Regions from separate parts of the Homo sapiens genome. Here region 1 is linked to region 2. The links are chromatin contacts, found by Hi-C or POLR2A ChIA-PET in ENCODE. All regions are on one chromosome and are shown on one strand. Each heading gives the region's core, a stretch centred on a gene start or an enhancer-like site at or near the end of the contact. The rest is flanking DNA. Distances are from core to core; before and after follow the strand shown. Region 1 overlaps SAMD4A (sterile alpha motif domain containing 4A). Region 2 holds the start of GMFB (glia maturation factor beta).

Evidence for each region. A loop is a pair of places that touch in the nucleus more often than their neighbours do. ChIA-PET counts read pairs that join two places held with the same protein, here RNA polymerase II (POLR2A). Pooled maps may share reads with other maps.
Region 1: a loop to region 2 is called in a map of endothelial cell of umbilical vein, with 13 times the contacts of the local background. The contact joins the enhancer-like site here to the promoter of GMFB in region 2. A Hi-C loop is called at or near these places in 2 of 168 maps with a recorded cell type or tissue (PC-9 and endothelial cell of umbilical vein) and 5 of 50 pooled maps. POLR2A ChIA-PET finds 5 or more read pairs at or near these places in 2 of 52 experiments (MCF 10A and OCI-LY7).

Annotation. Positions count from the first base shown.
Region 1 is chr14:54,651,117-54,655,773 of GRCh38, reverse strand. The region is part of intron 2 of SAMD4A (sterile alpha motif domain containing 4A); the gene reads right to left. LOC112268133 (a long non-coding RNA gene) reads right to left here. Exons shown (of 2, transcript XR_002957606.2): 2 at 1-4,657. Among named protein-coding and RNA genes, the nearest start is that of SAMD4A-AS1, 34 kb to the left of the region's middle. RefSeq lists enhancers at 2,078-2,814, 4,394-4,657. Within about 2 kb of position 1,598, at least 20 of the 41 ENCODE cell types and tissues checked have a DNase peak (open chromatin) inside an H3K27ac peak, as active enhancers do; they include PC-9 and endothelial cell of umbilical vein, where a contact is called at or near this core.
Region 2 is chr14:54,486,699-54,491,420 of GRCh38, reverse strand. It overlaps GMFB (glia maturation factor beta), which reads left to right and starts at 2,441. Exons shown (of 7, transcript NM_004124.3): 1 at 2,441-2,496. The coding sequence starts at 2,494. RefSeq lists a silencer at 2,359-2,758.

The sequences.
Region 1 (4,657 bases), core at 349-2,848, 170 kb before region 2:
TATTCTTTTTGTTTGTTTGTTTGTTTTTGTTTTTTGAGACTGAATTTCGCTCTTATTGCCCAGGCTGGAGTGCAATGGCATGATCTTGGCTCATCACAACCTCCACCTCCCAGATTCAAGGGATTCTCCTGCCTCAGCCTCCCGAGTAGCTGAGATTACAGGTATGCGCCACCATGCCCGGCTAATTTTTTTTTTTGTATTTTTAGTAGAGACGGGGTTTTTCCATGTTGGTCGGGCTGGTCTCGAACTCCCGACCTCAGGTGATCCGCCTGCCTCAGCCTCCCAAAGTGCTGGGATTACAGGCGTGAGCCACTGCGCCCGGCTCCTGGATCTATATTCTTAACCACTATGTTTTAATGTCTCTCAACAAAGAGAAAACAATGTCAATGAAGTAGAATGGGCTCTTCCTTAACTTGACTGGAATAAACTCAGTCAACCAACTGCCATTGCACTGATTCTGTGTTCCTCAAGGAAAGTGTGTGCCGTAATTGCCACCCTAGCATCCACTCCCTACCTCCAGCTGTGGGAAGGACATATGACTGGGAGGCAGACTGATCCATCAATGTGGTCTCTGAAAAAGCCTATCTTTCATCCGCAAAATAATGAGCTGATATTTTTGTTTATGGGGTAGCCTCCTGTGAGCTTGGACGTGTAAGTATTTCCAGGTCATCCATAAAATACATGATAAAAATCCAGCTTCAGATCTGCAAAGCTGAGGCTAAGATCCTAGTCTCCGATGAAAAAAGCCAAGGAAGAGCGGTGTCCCTTGAAATCCAACCTGAAATGGTCATCCAGCCTAATTTATGTCTCTGCTATATGGACTATCTAAGAGAATAAAAATCAACTCAATTTCCTGAGCACTGATGACATATGAGCCAGGCACTGATGTGCTGTCATTACGCCATCTTCCTCATGCACACTGCTCCTGGAAACAGGGGCAGGGATGCACCAACCATGGAGTGAAGGCTGGTGGTTCCCAAGTATCACAGACCAACACTGCTTCTGTGATAGAATTTTTGCTGACCTGTGGCTAAATAGGAAATATCTGGATAACACAGTACAAGTTTTTCCTGAAGCTACGTGTGTACAGAATAGAGGACTAGCCTTCATTCTGAGATTTTATTCTTCCTACTTCTGATTCTGAAGTGCCTGTTCTTTCATGAAAGGACTGTAACATTACATGACAATCTCAACATTGCTGTTTTTAATATCCTTACTTCTCAAGATCAAAGCTAAACACTATGTTAAACCTCCTCAATTAAAAACAATTTTTTTTAAATGGTTAGATCACAAAATCCTAGTGTGGGGTCACCGGCCCAGGGGGTTGCTATCCTAGGTTTTTCCTGACCTCAACCAGGGAGGGAGTTTCGCAAACAAAAAGACAATCCTAGCAGCCTGAATGTACCCTGTGCTGCTGCTGTCTTTCTTGCTAAGCTCCCATCTGACCTCCCGTGACTCCCTCAGTCCCCAGTGGCTACTACCAGTAGGAATTCCCTGTCCTTCCTGGCCAAGCTGACATGCTGGGCAGAGTTCAGGACACAGCTTTAAATGTGGTTTCCTGATTAAAAGGGAGACTCCAGTTAGACAGGAAAGAGCTCAAGCTTGGGTATTATATGTCATAGTCATCTACCGGTTCTGAGGAATGAATACGTCAACTGAAACGACTTGGAGCAAAACATAATTCCTGAGAAAATCCCTGAGAACCCAGCCGGAGACTCCTACCATTGTACTCCATCGTTTGTGTCTTCTTTTGGCAATAAAGTGACACACTGAAGACTCAGTTGCTCTAAAATACTTTCATACCGAATGGTATTTGCAAGGGCAAATGGTGGTTGGAAGAAATGAACACCAGGAAGCACCAGATGCAACATCTGTAAGATTCCCCGGCTAAGACAGAGGGCAGTAAGAGGAGAACCACATAGTGGGAAGGGGAAGATGGGGTGGCTGACTTGGTCCTGCCACTCCATTGCCTCAGAATCTTAGGGGAAGTCATTCTCAGGTCTTCTGCTTCCTCGCCTACAAAATAAAATGGCTGGTCATGCAAAAATCCTAAAATTCTGATCCAATTATTGCCTCAAGAGAAGCACAGCCTATTTTCATGTGTCAAGAAGGACAGTGAAAAACAATATTGAGAGGCTAGGCACGGTGGCTCATGTGTGTAGTCCCAGCACTTTGGGAGGTCAAGGTGGGTGGATCACTTGAGGTCAGGAGTTCAAGACCAGCCTGGCCAACATCGTGAAATCCTGTCTCTACTAAAAATACAAAAATTATCTGGGCGTCAGGGCGCACACCTGTAATCCCAGCTACTCAGGAGGCTGAGGCAGAAGAATTGCTTGAACCCGGGAGATGGAGGTTGCAGTGAGCAGAGATCATCACGCCACTGCACTCCACCCTGGGTGACAGGGCGAGACTCTGCCTCAAATAATAATAATAATAATAATAATAATAATAATAATAATAATAATAATAATATTAAGAGGAAGTCTTGAGGGCAAAGTTGAAAGTTCCTCAGGGGCCTCAAGGCCCTGCCTAGACATGAGTGAAAAACAGCTGAGCCCTGGAAACACCTCCGGGGTGTTCTTTGCAGGGTGAGCTTCCAACCAGAGTGCAGAAATACATGGCTGACAGCAAGGAAGAGAAGGTAAGAGGGAAAGAAGGAAACAGGAGAGAAAGAAATGTAGAAAAAGCAAAGGCCAGAAATAAGTGGGATCTTACAAGCAGCAGGGAGCACCCGAGAGGGCATGAATGAAGACAGGGCTACGTGAGGTTCATAGTGGACGGCTGGAGAGGCGGGGAGGAAAGAGAAGGCTCACAGAGGGAACTAGCAGACGAACAGAGAAAGAGCAAAAATGGAAGAAGAGAATCAGGATTCTCATTTCGAATAGAAATAGGATTACTTAACTCTCCCAATATCCATTCACCAAAACAGTTACCAAATGCGAGGTCTCGTGGCATCTTGCCAGCTGTGTCTCCATGAAGAGTCCGAGATTAAGTAGAGAAAACCCACACTCTTAAAGGGAACAATATAGTACCATTTTCTGCTGTGTGAACACAGATGCAGCCCATCTGTACGCAGATACGAAAGGAAAAAACTGCACAAAGGGTCTGTAACCTTTAAAAAAAAAAAGATTCTGGGTGAGGCTATCCAGAAATAGAACATTTTGATTACAAAATAAAAACTAGGTCAATAAGATAATGGACGTGATTTAAATGAAAATCACAGTATTTGTAATGGGCTAAAAATGGTATCAATGTTACTGCAGAGAAGGAATATAATTAAATGTATTTTTAAACAGCAGCTCCCCGCCCCAGTCCTACAAGTCCCAGGCCAGCCACCAGTATTCCTCCACCTCATCGGAGAGGAATGTGCTGGCATGCCGCAAGTTGGTCTGAAGAATGTGGAGTTTCCGTACTACTTCAGAAGATCCCAAATGACACTGGTTAGCTACATTCTTTCGCTTTTAGATCACTGTTATTCATTTATAAAGCAAAGGAATGGAAAGGCTAGGGATTTGACCATATAAATCTCTTTTGCCATTTTTACTATATGGCCAGGAAACACACAAATGCAGATATAACTGCCATGATTCCCAGGCTACTGAAACAAGATTTTGGGAGAATTCTAGATGGTTATGTGAGGTGGATGTAGATAGATCCTAAAAGGCTTAAGCATGGGCTAGGAATTAAGATAAAGGGCAGAAGTGCAAAGTTCTGGTGTGCTTTCTACAACTTGTGGTCTGATCTTCTGGAGAAACACTAACTCTTGAGTATAATTCATCTTCTAAACCCTCCCTTGGAAAAGAGGGGCAAAGAGGAGCAAGATAAATTAAACCTAAAGGATACGGTCCTGGATGGTTTACAATTACCAAAGTAGGTACAAGAAACTTGCCACAGCATTTCCTCAGATGTCTATATAAGAGTCATGGCCAAGGAGTCTATGATGAAACAACAATGGCCCTTCCAAATTTGGGATGCCTTCGGGGGCAAATGGAAATCAGTGAGACGTTATCTATGATGAATACATCACTACTTTGGCTCATATATATCATTCCTTTATTAAAGGAAATTGCATCGACATTTATACCCTGAAAATCTCAAATAAAATATGCACATGATTACATATAAATATTAATCATTCAAAAGAGGTTATTCTAAAAATCTCTTGTGGGTAGTGCATATTTACTAGTAAGTTCTTGAAATGAATTAACTCTTTAATATGTTTAAATTCCAACATATGACCCATTAGTTGCAAAGCACTCATTCATCCTTAGAAAGTATAAGTTTACCTCCCATGAAGCAAATCTGTTAAATGACAACAAAACTTGTCAAACAAAAGAGAAGAGACTTATTCACTGTATGAAATCACTAATGTCATGCTGAACTCCCTAAGTGCAATTAAGTGTGTTTGTGTAATATCATTAAGTTAGTGCCCACATCACCTCGTCTTTACTTGGTGCATTACAATAAAAGGTATTTCAATAAACAGCAAGTTGACAGACACCATAACCATGCGTTTCTTCTGAGACTTAAGGAGCACCAAAGCCCTGGAATTCTGAGTCGAGTAAAAGAAGTCACTACAATAGGTCTTGAGGAATTCTAAACCAAGAGAAAGACCAAAGAGCTCAGGATCATCTGAGCTCCTCCTGACACTTTCAGA
Region 2 (4,722 bases), core at 1,192-3,691:
ACCCCTTCTCTACTAAAAATACAAAAAAAATTAGACAGGTATGGTGGCATACACCTGTAGTCCCAGCTACTTGGGAGGCTGAGGCATGAGAGTCGCTTGAACATGGGAAGTGGAGGCTGCAGTGAACTGAGATCAAGCCACTGCACTCCAGTCTGGGCGACAGAGTGAGACTCTGTCTCAAAAAATAAATAAAAATAAAATATTATTTTCTACAATTTGGATTTGATCTTAAAACCTTTCTGGGCTACAAGTCTCCAAAATAATGTTTTCAAATTTTTCTCCCATTTTTCTGACTTATACTCAATAGAATTCCTACTACCTTTTTTTCTGAGGCCCTGCAAGCTGAAGCTTATTTCTTGTGATACAAGCAAGAAGAACATGTCACATTGCCACTGCCTTCCTCCTCTGTAACTAAAGATGCTTTGAGTCTAACATCTGGATAGATTATACCAACCATTAACGTTTGTTTTTCTTCTGTTTCCATAGAAATGCCTCTTATTAAAAGTCTGTTGCCTTATATTTCAGACAACAGGAGACTATTCACTTAGATTCCAAATGGCATCTAATCTCTTCCTACAATCATTATTAAACTGAGCTTAAGCATTTTATTAGTTATCACTGGGTGCTATTTGGCTTTTAAAATAATTATTTGTTATATTCAATAGGGGTACAGTTGTTAAAGTTTATGTCTTCCAGGCTTCAACTATTCCAAGTCCCTTCAAGTCTGTAGAACAGTCGGTGAGAGATTTCCATGCCCCCCGGGGTTAAGCAGGGATGACAACCCTGTTCAGCAGGAAGTAGCTTTAGAAGATAAGATCTTTGGCCCTTTCTCCTTAAGAATAAGGAAGGTAAAATCTTATAAGGGGAAATGAAAAACAGTAGAAATGGGGCTTGGCTTCAGCTCACCCACACTAGAGCATTTTTTTCATGCATTTCCACTCATGACAAACCCACACCACTACCTTACTGCTAATAGTCCTTTTATTTAAAGAATTCCAATGACTGGCCTTAGGAGATAACCAAGGTTGAGAGTGTCCCACCTTGGAGAGGAATGTTGAACAATTGATTCACAGCCTTGTTGCCGCAAACCAGACCATTGGGTGGCCCATTACTCAAGACAACCCTGGCAAACAGATAATGCTGACCTGCATAAACTACCCCTAATTTGTTGTGCTCTTTTAGGAGAGTCAGTCAGGGAATTCTCTCATTCTCTTATGCTGCCTCCCTTATGCTCCGGCATAAGCTCCAATGAAGCCTTGCCTGGAGAAACTCTTTTGGCCTCAGGTCAATTTGCATTGAGAGACCAAGAACCCATGGTCATAACAAAATGAGGTACTGCCCCAGGCAGTTTGTTTTATTGAAGGTACCTGTTGAATCCTAGAGCCTAAACTTTACTTCTCCCAAACCACTTTCTTCATGCATTCAAAACTGGACTTGTTCCACTAAGTCTGCATCTGGTACAGAGACTTCTTGATGTTTACTTAGGCAGTGGCCCATAAGAGTGCTCATTGAAACACCAATCATCATTCATTCATACTTCAATAAATAACTTGTATGGAGAAAAGAGGCTGGGCATGGTGGCTGACGCCTGTGATCCCAGCGCTTTGGGAGGCACACAGGAAGACTGTTTGTGGCCAGGAGTTCAAGACCAGCTTGGGCAATATAGGGAGACTCTATCTCTACAAAAAAATTTAAAAATTAGCCGGGTGTGTGGTGGCACACGGCTGTAGTCCCAGCTACTGGGGAGGCTGAGGTAGGAGGATTGCTTGAACCCAGGAGTTTGAGGCTGCTGTGAGCTATAATCGTGCTACTGCATTCCAGCCTGGGCAACAGAGCGAGACGAGAGAGAGAGAGAAGAAATGTGTGTGTGTGAGAGAAGAGAGAAGAAATGTGTGTGTGTGTGAGAGAGAAGAAATGTGTGTAAGAGAGAGAGGGAAAGGGGGAGGGAGAGAGAGAGAAAGAGAGAGAGAGAGAGAGAGAGATTGATTAACCAAGTCCTGGAAGGCAGCCGTGGTCAGAAGTGGGGTTCTGGAGAGGGTGGGAGGAAAGGAGGTGTGCCTAGATTTGAGGGAGATCAAATTTGGAAGGTAGGCTGCGGTCAGTACACACATTTACCATTGAAAACATTGATGTCACCATTAACATGCTCTCAGAGCTTGAAGACTGCGAAAAAGGTCCGGAGAACTGGCATGACTTTTAAGTATGCACCTTGGGTTTGTTTCTCACTTGCAGCCAGGCAGAGCGTCCTCCTCTAGAGGGAGCAGGGAAAAGAAAAAAAAAAAAAAAAAAAAAAAAAAAAAAATCAGGCGATCGCATTCTGTCTAATTTTGAGCCGCGCCTTTTGCCGTCCGCCATCACGTGCCGGCCCGCTGAGGCCGCGTTGATAGGTGGGGGCGACTGGGCCAGGCGCCGGGGCAGGAAGGGAGGCGGCCGCCGTGCCATTCTTAAAGGCGCCCGAGTGTAGGCGACAGGCCGCTGACGGCCGGAAGGAAAATGGTGAGTTGCCGCTGGGAGGGCGGGGGCCGGAGGGCTGGGCGAGCCGGCCAGCCGGGTTTTCCCGGTTTCCGGAGCCGGCGGCGGCGGGCAGCGCCCAGGAGGGCTCGGCGGCCGCTTCCGCTCCCAGCAGCTGGCCAGTGCCCATAGCTAGAGTACTTGGCCTCTGCCGCCGCCACCACGCCTCAGGGCAGCATCTTCCAGCTGGGCCCGGGGTGGACCCGCCCAGCGGGCCATGGGACTAGGGTGCGGCCACGAGCAGGGGGGTTGGGGAGGCCCCACGCCAGGTCCTTCTGGTTGGAGGGCTTCAGCTTCTGAGCTGTAGGTTGGAGGGAAAGGGGTCTGCCCCATCGGAGGGCTCCCTCAATTCCTGCTTTCCCTGCCAGGGCCGTGGCCAGGTTCCAGGGGTTGGTGGGCCCCGAGCATCTTCCACCTGGCGGCGTTTTGGGGGAGGACTCGAATTCCGATTGAATTCTCTCGGCCTCACCTTAGCTTCTTTCTCTCTGCTCCTTTCCCTAGCTTCCTACAGAGGATTTCTCCTTATCTTTGCTTTCCTATGGCAGTTGGAAACCTTTCGACCCAAAGCTTTGGCACTGGGCCTTAAAGTAATTGTCAATAACTTTAGTTTTGTTGGTTCTGGGGGCTGTGGCTTCTGTTCTTACATGGGATGGACCCCAAGCATAAAAATAAAGTGGAAAATTAAATAAATCGCCATCAAGGATCTTTTGGATCCATCCCATTAGGTTTTAAAATATGGGTAAATTTCATTAGAAACAACAAAACACTGCTCTCTGTGACCATCCACTCAATTCTCAGCCCACTTTCATCGAATAGATCTTGTCATGGTCACTGAATCGAATGGATTCTTTTCAGTTTTCGTCTTCTCTGACCTTTTAGCTGCATTCCAGAGTGTTATACTCTCTTGTTTTTGAAGCATTCTCTTCCTTCATTCTTCCCCTTTGGCTTCTGGGATACAGAGCTCCTCCTACTTCTCCTATTGGTCCATCTGTTTCCCTTTCAGACTATTCTCCTTTCCCTGGACAATGCTCGAAGGAGTCCCAGGTTTCATCCTAATCCTTCATTTTCCATTCTGTATTCTTCATCCTAAACTATGGCTTCAGTTACCATCTATATTCAGATGACTTGTGAATTTACAGCTCAGAAGACCTTGCTTCTGAGATCCAATCCAGATCTGTATGTACTTTTTTTTCTTTGAGTCGGAGTTTCACTCTTGTGGCCCAGGCTGGAGTGCAATGGCGGGATCTCGGCCCATTGCAACCTCCGCCTCCCAGGTTCAAGCAGTTCTCCTGCCTCAGCCTCCCAAGTAGCTGGGATTACAGGCATGTGCCACCACGCCCGGCTAATTTTGTTTTTTTGTTTGTTTGTTTTGAGATGGAGTCTCGCTCTGTCGCGTTGGTTGGAGTGCAGTGGCGCGATCTCCGCTCACTGCAAGCTCCGCCTCCCTGGTTCACGCCGTTCGTTCTCCCGCCTCAGCCTCCCGAGTAGCTGGGACTACAGGCTCCCGCCACCACACCCGGCTAATTTTGTTTTTGTATTTTTAGTACAGACGGGGTTTCACCGTGTTAGCCAGGATGGTCTCGATCTCCTGACCTCGTGATCCACCTGCCTCGGCCTCCCAAAGTGCTGGGATTACAGGCGTGAGCCACCGCGCCCGGCCCTAATTTTGTATTTTTAGTAGAGACGGGGTTTCACCATGTTAGCCAGGATGGTCTCGATCTCCTGACCTCAAGTGATCCACCTGCCCCGGCCTCCCAAAGTGTTGAGATTACAGACGTGAGCTACCGCGCCTGACCCCAGATCTATATATTAATATTTCAATATTTAGTTACCATTCCCCTGGGAAGCTTTTCCTCCACTTGGTCTCCTCAAAGCCACCTCAGTTTGTCCAAAGTAGAACTCATGCCCTTTCTCCTCAAACCTAGTCTTCTGTCTGTTATACAAGACAATCTGTTATACCAGCCAGAAGCCTAGTATATCTGGTAACCCTTTTTTTTGCTTACTCACACCCCACCCCCACCCCCAATATCCAATCTGTCACCACCTCCTTTGTAGTGGTTAAGAGAGTGAGTTAAGATAGGCTGCCTGGGTTGAATCCTGGCTCCACTAGCTATGTAATTGGGGAAAGATACTTAACCTCTCTAAACCTTAGTTTCTTGCAAAATGGGAGTAATAATAGTATCTGTTTCGTGAGATTGTTTTGAACATAAA